Regions from separate parts of the Homo sapiens genome. Here region 1 is linked to region 2. The links are chromatin contacts, found by Hi-C or POLR2A ChIA-PET in ENCODE. All regions are on one chromosome and are shown on one strand. Each heading gives the region's core, a stretch centred on a gene start or an enhancer-like site at or near the end of the contact. The rest is flanking DNA. Distances are from core to core; before and after follow the strand shown. Region 1 overlaps WDR70 (WD repeat domain 70). Region 2 overlaps WDR70 (WD repeat domain 70).

Region 1 (5,059 bases), core at 1,941-4,440, 200 kb after region 2:
TGATCCTAAGTATAGTTGGGAGTGTTAAAAAAGATAAATGAAAATACAATTTTATTTCTTGTTTTTCTCTGACAGTTACTACTTGGTTAATGATTGTTTTTATGGTTTTAGTTGAAAGGGCTACGTCAGTAGGATCATCAAATCTGAGAGGTTTTTAACAAGGAAAAAGTGTTATTAAAATACTGAGACTATGAATTACAGTGTAATCTTCTTGAAGGCAGAGATTATGTTTTACATCTGTTCCCACAAGCACAGCACAATGCCAGGGACCCAGAAAGCAACCAATAAACATTTGCTTCAAATTGATTTTCTCAAGTGAGTAAATTGGAACTCCTGCTTTTTTGAAACAATACAGTCCTCATAATAAACAAAATATTTATACTCATTTTTTGTTATTATGAGGGCACTTTCTTTAACAAAGTGATTTTAAAAAGGGAAAATGGTTTTAGTTTTGTAATAGAGCATTACAAAAGTTAAAGTTGCATTATACTGACTGCGGTTTTGACTTTTGAGCCAAAAATGCAAATTTAAACCAGTTAACTCCAGAACATAGTACTCGGAGAAAAGGCAAAGGATTATTTGATTTCTGTAATACATATTTTACCAAGATTTTAAACTGTGCTTTATTTTCTGTTTTCTACTCGACTATCCCAGTAATATGATTTCCTTGCTTCCTTGCTCTGGCTCTTAAGTCCGACCTGAAAAAAAGCCCACAGTTTTGCAGGGTAGTGCCATTCCAGATTTATGATTTTTATTTTCTTTTGGGCCTTCCTGGCCTTGGCAGTCTCTTTTTTTCTATGTCCAGTTAATTCTTGTCATTCATCTCATTGGGTGTTTTCAAACTTCCCCAACTCTTCTCTGGTTTACGTTACAACCCCCATTTCCTACTCAATTATCTCCTCTCATTTACTTGGAAAAATAGGGACAATAGGCCGGACTTCTGGTAGACTTTGTGCCCTTGTATGTATCTCTGTGCGCATACTGCTGTGGTCTCTCAGCCTCCTTCCCTGCAGTCGCCAAGGAAGAGGTCTTTCTCTTGTAGTTCCCCACTAATCCTTCCACCTGCGTGCCTGATTATGTCCTTCCTGCTTCCTTTGAGCCCTAATTCTATCAGTTACTCCCTTTCCTGTATTTTTATCCTTTTCATCCCTACTGGCTCCTAGAAAATATGCTCAAGTTTCTGCTTTTTATTTATTTTATTTAACAAAAGCTTTCTCCAACTCTAACTTTTTTTATTGCCAGGTTTCTACCCAGAGTAGACTATATTTGCAACATCCACTTCACAAATTAGCTGGAACTGCCCATACCAAAGCCACCGACTGCAATTTAAATTGCTGTCTTACCTACTCCTCCATTAATGACACAGCTCAAGCCCTCACCTAGAACACTGCAGATGTTTCTTGACTCATCCTCCCTGTCTTCAGTCTTCCTTTTTCCAATTCATCTTTCCCACCACTGCAGGGTGATCTTTTAAAATACTCTTATGACAATATTACTCCTCTGTCCTTAAATCCCTTCAAAAAATCAACATTACCCACAAGTTGAAAAATTAAACTCCATAGAAGGGCATATGAAGCCACTAATGGTTTGATCTCTGGCTCTCCAGTTTTATCTGCTCCTGGTCTGTTATTGAGTCCTACCTATAGATCCAAAAGTAAGGTGCTATTTCACACTTCTAAGACTTTTCTATTCAGTGTCCTCTAGTGGAGTAGTATTTCCTTGTATCCCTAGAGATCTCCTCCTTAACTTTCAAAGACTGTGATCCAGCATCCTCACCAGGCTTTACCTGACTTCTTTTCCCATCTTCTATTCCTTCTGAACCTATTAATATTATACTACCATGATAAAGTTGACCTTTTCTTGGTGTTTTTACTATACAGTTTATGGATATTGCCATTTTTTTGTACAATTTATTGTAGATATTTGTTTTGAATGTTTGCCTCCCTTTCTAGACAGATCTCATTGTTGGGTAAGGAGCCATTTAACCGATCTTGACATCTGCCACACCTGGCATAGTGCCTTGCACATAACAAGGGCTCCTAAATGTTTGTAGAATGAGTGAATTTTAGCAAATATTAATTGGTTGTTCTTCTATAAGATCAGCATTATACTTTTAAATTTAGATAATAAGTTTTGGATTGGATGTGTTTAGTATCACTGAACTTAGTGCTGGATGCTGTGTCATACAGTTTCAAGGCAATCTAAAGAATAGGGAAGATAAATTTGTAGCTAGTGACTTAATAAGATGGTCTGTACGAATATGTAGGTCTTTTGTTCATATTGTCAAGTGTACCAGCTCATCCATGCATTCCTTTTTTAGTCAAATTGTACTAAACAGAGAAAAGATTTCCTGAGATGTATGATCCTTTTTCTCCTTGGCTTCTAATCTATCTTTCCTTCATTGCCATATAGCTGCCAGAGGACTTCATATACAATGAAAATCTGATGATTTACTTTTCTCTTTATACCTCTTCAGTTCTTCTTTCCATTCACCTATATTCTCATCACTTTGTCTCCTACTTTACCAAATTTGAAGTCTTGTTATTGAGTAGACTTCTTTTGAGAGTTTGTGGTCACTTACAGAACTGCTCTGCATCCCCTTTGTACCTGCAGCTGATAACACTCACTATTCCCTACTCCAAGCATGTGGGTTCAACAGGATAAACATAACAGCACATTGGTAATGTTTATGTTAAATAAGCCAGTCTTGTCCAAGCATCTGCTGCACAGGCGCAGAAACAGATAAGTTGTTTCAGCAATTGGCTGCCAGGGGAACAGAAGGGTTGCCACAACAAAGTCAGCAAACAACCCCCAAAAGTCTCTAAGAAGTGTGAACTCATGCTGCTGGAAAATAAAAATCAGTCAAAAATTTGTACATTTTGATGCTTGACCTTGACTTTGTTTCTCACATCCCTATGTAGAGATAGGACTATTTTCTGCAGCAATTGGGTTATCTTTAGATGAGTACATTTCAGATTCACTCAGCTTTTGAAGGAAAGTGTATTTGAAATCTCCCTGTTCTCTGGAAAGTTGCTTTGTCGTATAGTTGGATTGTACTCCCTTTGGAAGCTTTGTCTTTTTGACTGACTTTGATAAGGTCAGCTCCAAGGAAACCCAGCATCCTCTTTTCCCTGGCGCCACTGGGCCCGCCACCCTCTCCTCTGCTTCCTCACCCTCCCTTCCTTACCACCTCTCTATCCGTCACTTGAACTGGCTGCCAGCGTTCACAGACAGCTGGGGAGAGAGTGGCTAAATCTGCCCAGCTGCCCGGGAAGCTTGGCAGCCAGGCTGAGGGAAGGAAGCATCGGCTCTCTTTGAAGGTCGGCTGCCAGTGAATCTCAGGCAGCTGGACTTCAAAGGGGGGCACCGCCGGGCTTTCCCTCCCGTCTAGGCAGGTCATTCCACGGCGCTGTGCTTCCGGTGTTGGCATGGTGGCTTTCCTCTTCAATTAAAAGCTGAATTGGGATCTGCACTTGTGTTCACACTTGTGTTTCTTATGTGACATAGACAGCCTAAGATCCCCAACTCCTGTTACCCCAGACTTAGGAGTTAAAGATAAAGAAGAAAAGGTGATATCATATAAAGGGCAACTAAGGAGATCTACAGCAGCGAGTGTGTTTTCCTTATTGCCAGTTAGTAACTGTGCTATTTGCCAAGTTTTAAATTACTTTAGGGACTCTTGGTGTGATCTTGAATAAAGGCCAATCAGCTTGTGCTTATGGACTCAGTTTAGCTATGGCCTGAGATTGGGTCTAGCAACGGATGATAATTTTATCTGTTTTCAGAAACTGTGGTAGTGCTAATAGAACCCACTATTCTACACCTAACTCTTGCTTTACTTCCCTACTTTTCACATTCAGATTCCGTTGGTGGTTGGTGACAGGACTGGCCTAGCAAGGGAAGAACAAGGGTGCTGCACAAACAGAGTCTAGGCTCACTTTAGTTGCAAATGAGGGTCAGAGCAGAGGTAGCCTGAAATCAGAGGAACCATGAGTACTATGTACCATGTATAGTGGTCGTTAAGTGTGCAGATCCTGGGACACACTGCTTGGGTTCAAATCCTGGCTCTGCCCCTTACTGGTCACATGTCTAGGGTAACTAACCTTACCTTTCTGCACCCCATACTCTCCCTGGAAAGTGGGGATAATAATAGTACTTATCTCTTAGGACAGTTGAGAAGATTCAAAGGGTTATTAGATTCCATGCACTTAGGACAATATCTAGCCCATAGTGAGTGTCCAATACATGTTTTTGCTATTACTATGTACCAGCCCCCATGACTGGATCTAGAGGGAGGTAACAAGTGACTGGTAGGTGATTTTTATTGCCTCTTCGTGGATGAAACACTACTAGCTTCTGCCTTAGATTGAATTTATACTAGACTTTTTTGAGAAATCTAAAATAATGCAAAAAGAATGCATTATATAATTTGAAGGAGAAAAAAAGTTATTTTATGCTGTCCATCTCACTCCTTGCACTGTCATCCCTGGGGATACAAGGAGGTGTCATTCACTGAGGGCCATTCATTTCACTCAGCCTCAGTTTTCTTGTTTGTAAAATGAGATAATAATTACACATACCCCAGGAGGCTTTCTTTTAATGATGAAATTGGAAAATGTATGTTTTACTGCACTGAATAGCAACATGTTCAGTAACTGTAGCTGTTGCTGTTATTATCATCATTATTATTATTTCCACCACCATTAATGTTGCCATTTAAAATTCTTACTGAATCACAGGAGGCCTTTAACTTAGCTAACAGTGATTTGACAAATAGAGGTCTTTTTCCTAAGGTTTTAGTTTTTTCCAGATAAAAGTGAGCTAATTGTGGGCCAAATTCAGCCTGTCCTCTTTTTTATAAATAAAGTTTTGCTGGATTGCATAGCCTTATCCATTTGTTTATGTATTAGCTATGGCTGCTTTCATGCTACAACAGGAGAAGTGAACAGTTGCAACAGAGTCTGTATGGTCCTCAAAGCCTAAAATATGTATTATAAGCCCCTTTCTAGAAAAAGTTTGCTAGACCTTGCTCTAGGTATATGTTTCTCCAGTGAGGTCC
Region 2 (4,649 bases), core at 116-2,615:
TTGGCTCCTGAGCCCCAAGTGACAGCCCCAAACAGCTGTGTTTATCTGTCTTGCATGTCCCAGCTTGTTTTGCTAGCTGAGCAAAAACTACTTAAAAGGATCCTCAATCTTCACCTTCCCATTCCCTTCCACTTCTACTCATATACTCCACTTGCCCCATGAATAACTTCACAGAAACAATTGTGCAATGTCACTAAGCCTTCCTCTGGTGTCAAGAGTTACTCCGTGAGAGAGCATTCACTTCCTCATGACTCCGGTTTACTGGTTAGATTGGCTTTCTCTCTCTTCTCTTTGATCGGAATCTTCGTTGTTTAGGCAGGAATTTGAGGAGCAGATGTTATGCCCCTTGAACAGCCCCTTTAATTCTCCTTAGTACTGTGTCTAATGACTCTTAATCCTGTCCTTTTAACTCTGTGGCTAGCAGACTTAAGAGTGAAGTGAGACAGGAATGATGAGCTTGATGCTGAACATTTCATTTTAATGTTGGCAAAGTAGTCTACAGAGAGTACATGACAAACAGTGAGACAGAGGGAAAATGTTAAAAGTGTTCCTATATAGCAGAAAAACAATGTGAATATTAGTGTGGGATCACTGAAATTTTGGGTTTCCCACCAAATGTAGATAGAACAGTTTGGTTATTAGTTTGCCAGAGAAATGGAGCCATTGACTGTTTCTACTTTGTCTTCTTAAACTTTTATATTTTTTAGATTTTCATTTCTGTTTTAAAATAAAAATAAATCATCAGAAGAAACAAAGTGATCTCTTATTTTTCATGGTTACTGGAGAAAATTACACTTCCCCCAAATGGGAGTAGCATTAACAAGCATATATCCTGTGAACTGATTCATTCCATTCTTTCTTTAGAGACTTTGGTTTAGCGCTCTGAACTTTCTGATTATCAGATCTTATGTGTTTGCTAATATATAAAATAACAAATTAGACATAATGCCCTATAATTTTCTCAGTTTGATTAATTGCCTGAAATTTGATCTATCAGTCAGTGTTTGATTAGAATAGAGAAATCACATGTAATTTGAACAAGGAAAGATCAGTACGAAGAATTGCTAGCTATAATAGGGTTTTGGAGCAATGAGGATTGGCTAGTAAAAAGTAAAGAGAACTCTAAGGAATATAAGAATAACAGATAAAAGGAGCATCAACCCCTGGGGTTGAGATACAACATCCAGGGCCTCTGAGATTAAGATCCAGACCCTGTTTGAGGGGGCATGGCTGTGGCTCATTGAATGAAGAGAAGTTGCTGTGGTAGAAATCTGTCTCATCAGAATCACTCTGCTATAATACTGCCTTGTGGAGGTACTGATGGAAGATACTGGGTGCTGCTGACTGCTGTGCACTTCAGGAGCCTGACAGTGGAGCAAACTGCACGGGTGCTGGATCTGGACACTGGAGAAGCTGTGTTGCAGTACAGAAGCCTGCCAAGAGGAGCACACAAGACTCTTGGAAAGAAGAGGAAAATCTCCTCTTACAATGTCGATCTAACATCATGCCAGCTAGCAAAGGAAAAATGTTTAAAGGGTCCAAGTTCATTTCTGCAGAGTAGACAGGAAAGGATGAATTCGGAGCTGAGAGACAGTAAGTGGACAACTGGCACATTTGGTCAAACTTGTAATTTTATATCTTAGATGGACAAATTTAAACACAAGTCCATAGGTGTTTTCCTTACAAGCTTACATTTAAATTTGGGATCCTGGTCAGAATTTTGCTAAGGACTTCATTCTTTCCCAGTGTTTCAGGAAGGATACCATGGGGCCAGAGCCACTTTTCTTTATTGTAAGGTCCTGGGCTGTGGCCCCTTTTGCTTTTCTGGGCTCCTTTCTCATGGGCATCTGTTTTGGGAGTTTCATTTCCTCATCTGCTTTGACACTTTAATCTTGGACATTGTAGTGAAATGCTTCACATTGTCACACATTCTAATCTCAGAGACCACTCCAAATCTTTTTGAATTTTCTTGGCCATTGAAATTAGTACTCTGGAATCAGTACATTAAGAATGGTTTTTTAAAAACTATCAGCTAGAATTTCAACATTTTAGAAGAAATGGGTCAGTATAAATTTGGAGGAGCAGTTTCTAGCTAGTAGTAGCTGTGCAGAAAAACAGTTTTATTGATAAGTATCTGATTTGGATTTAGGAACCAGCTAGGACGAAAAATTCTATTGAGGTCTGGCCAGATAGACATAGATTTTATTTTTCCTTTATATTCTGTGTCCAAAAGACAAATTGTCATGAGTTTTTTTTTTTTTTTTTTTCTGAAGTATCCATTTGTTTCTCAGCTTTGGAATTAGAGGTGTAGAAAATAAATGGGACTCAACAGCCTAAGATTTTGTTTAAAAAGATGTTCTTATTTATTTATATTAAAAAAATTTCTAAACTTTTTTTTTTTTTGCAAGAAACTGTATGTCAGCATTTTCATTTTTGATAGATAAATTTTATATTTGGGATTTTGATTATTAAGTTGTTTCTCCACCAGAATTCCTTATGGATTTTTGTAATAATCTCTATTTAATGTGTTTAATTATTTGCTTTCCATTTATATTTATTTTGGGATTTCTTTTTTAAGAGAATGGCACCTGTGACAGCATACTGTTAATATTACCCTTGTATCGTACTTTACCATGCCATCTCTGAAGAATATTACAGACCATTTTGGAGCATGGTGAATAACGAATTTTTACCTTAGGAGTTCACTTGAGTAGTCATTTTTATATTTGTGACTGCAAGTCACTTTTAGGGGCTGTACTTCCTTAGTACTGGTAGCATTATTATCCAATGGACTTTTATAGCTTTCATTAGGTTTTCTTTTGTTTCTGTTCTTTAAAGAACATTTTACTTAACTTAGTATTTCATTTTTCATCTATATTATGAGGCAGTAAGAGTCTTCTGTTTTTCCAAAGTTGAGACTGCTTTATATTTATTTCATATTGTCTACAGCTGTAGTGTTCAATACATTAGCCACTAGCCACATGTGGTTATTTAAATAAGATAAAATAAAAATTGGCTGGGCGTGGTGGCTCACACCTGTAATCCCAGCACTTTGGGAGGCCGAGGCGGGCAGATCATGAGGTCAGGAGATCGAGACCATCCTTACTAAGATGGTGAAACCCCATCTCTATTAAAAATACAAAAAATTAGCCGGGCATGGTGGCGGGCGCCTGTAGTCCCAGCTACTCAGGAGGCTGAGGCAGGAGAATGGCGTGAACCTGGGAGGCAGAGTTTGCAGTAAGCCGAGATGGCGCCACTGCACTCCAGCCTGGGCGACAGAGCGAGACTCCATCTCAAAAAAAAAAAAAAAAAAAAAAAAAAAAAAATTTAAGTTCTTTAGTTGCACTAGCCGTATTTCAAATACTTGATGGATACATGTGGCTAGTGGCTAACATAATGGATAGCACAGATATAAAACATTTCCTCGTCATGTAAAGTTCTGTTGGATAGTGCTGATCTGTAGCTTATAGGATGGTATCTTAGTCTGCTTCAGCTGCTAAAACAGAATACCATAAATTGGGTAGCTTAAACAGTAGATATTTTGACCAGGCGTGGTGGCTTGTGCCTGTATTCCTAACACTTTGGGAGGCCGAGGCAAGTGGATCACTTGAGCTCAGGAGTTTGAAACTAGCCTGGGCAGCATGGCAAAACCTTGTCTCTACAAAAATTAGCTGGGCATGGTGGTGCACGCCTGTAGTCTGAGCTACTTGGGAGGTTGAGGTGGGAGAATTGCTTGAACCTGGGAGGCGGAGGTTGCAGTGAGCCATGATCGCACCACTGTACTCCAGCCTGGACGACAGAATGAGACTCTGTCTCAAAAAAAAAAAAACAAAAAAAGAAAAAACAAGAGATATTTCTCACAGTTCTGGAGGCTGGAAGTGCAAGATCAAAGTGTTGGCAAATTATGTTTCTTAAAGAGGGCCTGCTTCCTAGATTGGAAATGGCCATCTTCTCTCAGTATCCTCACATGGTAGGGAGAAAAGCAGCTCTAGTGTCTCTTCTTATAAAGGAAGTAATGCCACCATAGGGGCTCTATTCTCATGACCTCATCTAAACCTAATTCTCTCCTAAAGGCCACACCTCCCAATATCCTCACTTTGGGGGTTAGGGCTTTATCATATGAATTTTTTTTTTTTTTTTTTTTGAGACAGAGTCTTGCTCTGTCACCCAGGCTGGAGTGCAGTGGCACAATCTTGGCTCACTACAAGCTCTGCCTCCTGGGTTCACACCATTCTCCTGCGTCAGCCTCCTCAGTAGCTGGGACTAAGGTGCCCGCCACTGCGCCCGGCTAATTTTTTATTTTATTTTATTTTATTTTATTTTTTTTAGAGATGGAGTCTCTTTCTCCCAGGCCGGACTGCAGTGGCGCTATCTCGGCTCACTGCAAGCTCCGCCTCCCGGGTTTACGTCATTCCTGCCTCAGCCTCCCGAGTAGCTGGGATTACAGGCGCCCGCCACCGCGCCCAGCTAATTTTTTGTATTTTTAGTAGAGATGGGGTTTCACCGTGTTAGCCAAGATGGTCTCGATCTCCTGACCTCGTGATCTGCCCGCCTCGGCCTCCCAAAGTGCTGGGATTACAGGAGTGAGCCACCGCGCCTGGCCTAATTTTTTGTATTTTTAGTAGAGACGGGGTTTTACCATGTTAACC

What was found. Hi-C counts contacts between places; a loop is a spot of excess contacts on that map. ChIA-PET counts read pairs that join two places held with the same protein, here RNA polymerase II (POLR2A).
Region 1: a map of psoas muscle shows a loop between it and region 2 (5-fold over the local background). The contact joins two enhancer-like sites. A Hi-C loop is called at or near these places in 1 of 168 maps with a recorded cell type or tissue (psoas muscle). POLR2A ChIA-PET finds 5 or more read pairs at or near these places in 2 of 52 experiments (AG04450 and activated T-cell).

The regions. Positions count from the first base shown.
Region 1 is chr5:37,662,746-37,667,804 of GRCh38, forward strand. All of the region lies in intron 10 of WDR70 (WD repeat domain 70), which reads left to right. Among named protein-coding and RNA genes, the nearest start is that of GDNF-AS1, 170 kb to the right of the region's middle. RefSeq lists a silencer at 3,022-3,316. Within about 2 kb of position 3,191, at least 8 of the 41 ENCODE cell types and tissues checked have a DNase peak (open chromatin) inside an H3K27ac peak, as active enhancers do.
Region 2 is chr5:37,463,411-37,468,059 of GRCh38, forward strand. The region is part of intron 7 of WDR70 (WD repeat domain 70); the gene reads left to right. Among named protein-coding and RNA genes, the nearest start is that of WDR70, 86 kb to the left of the region's middle. Within about 2 kb of position 1,366, at least 2 of the 41 ENCODE cell types and tissues checked have a DNase peak (open chromatin) inside an H3K27ac peak, as active enhancers do.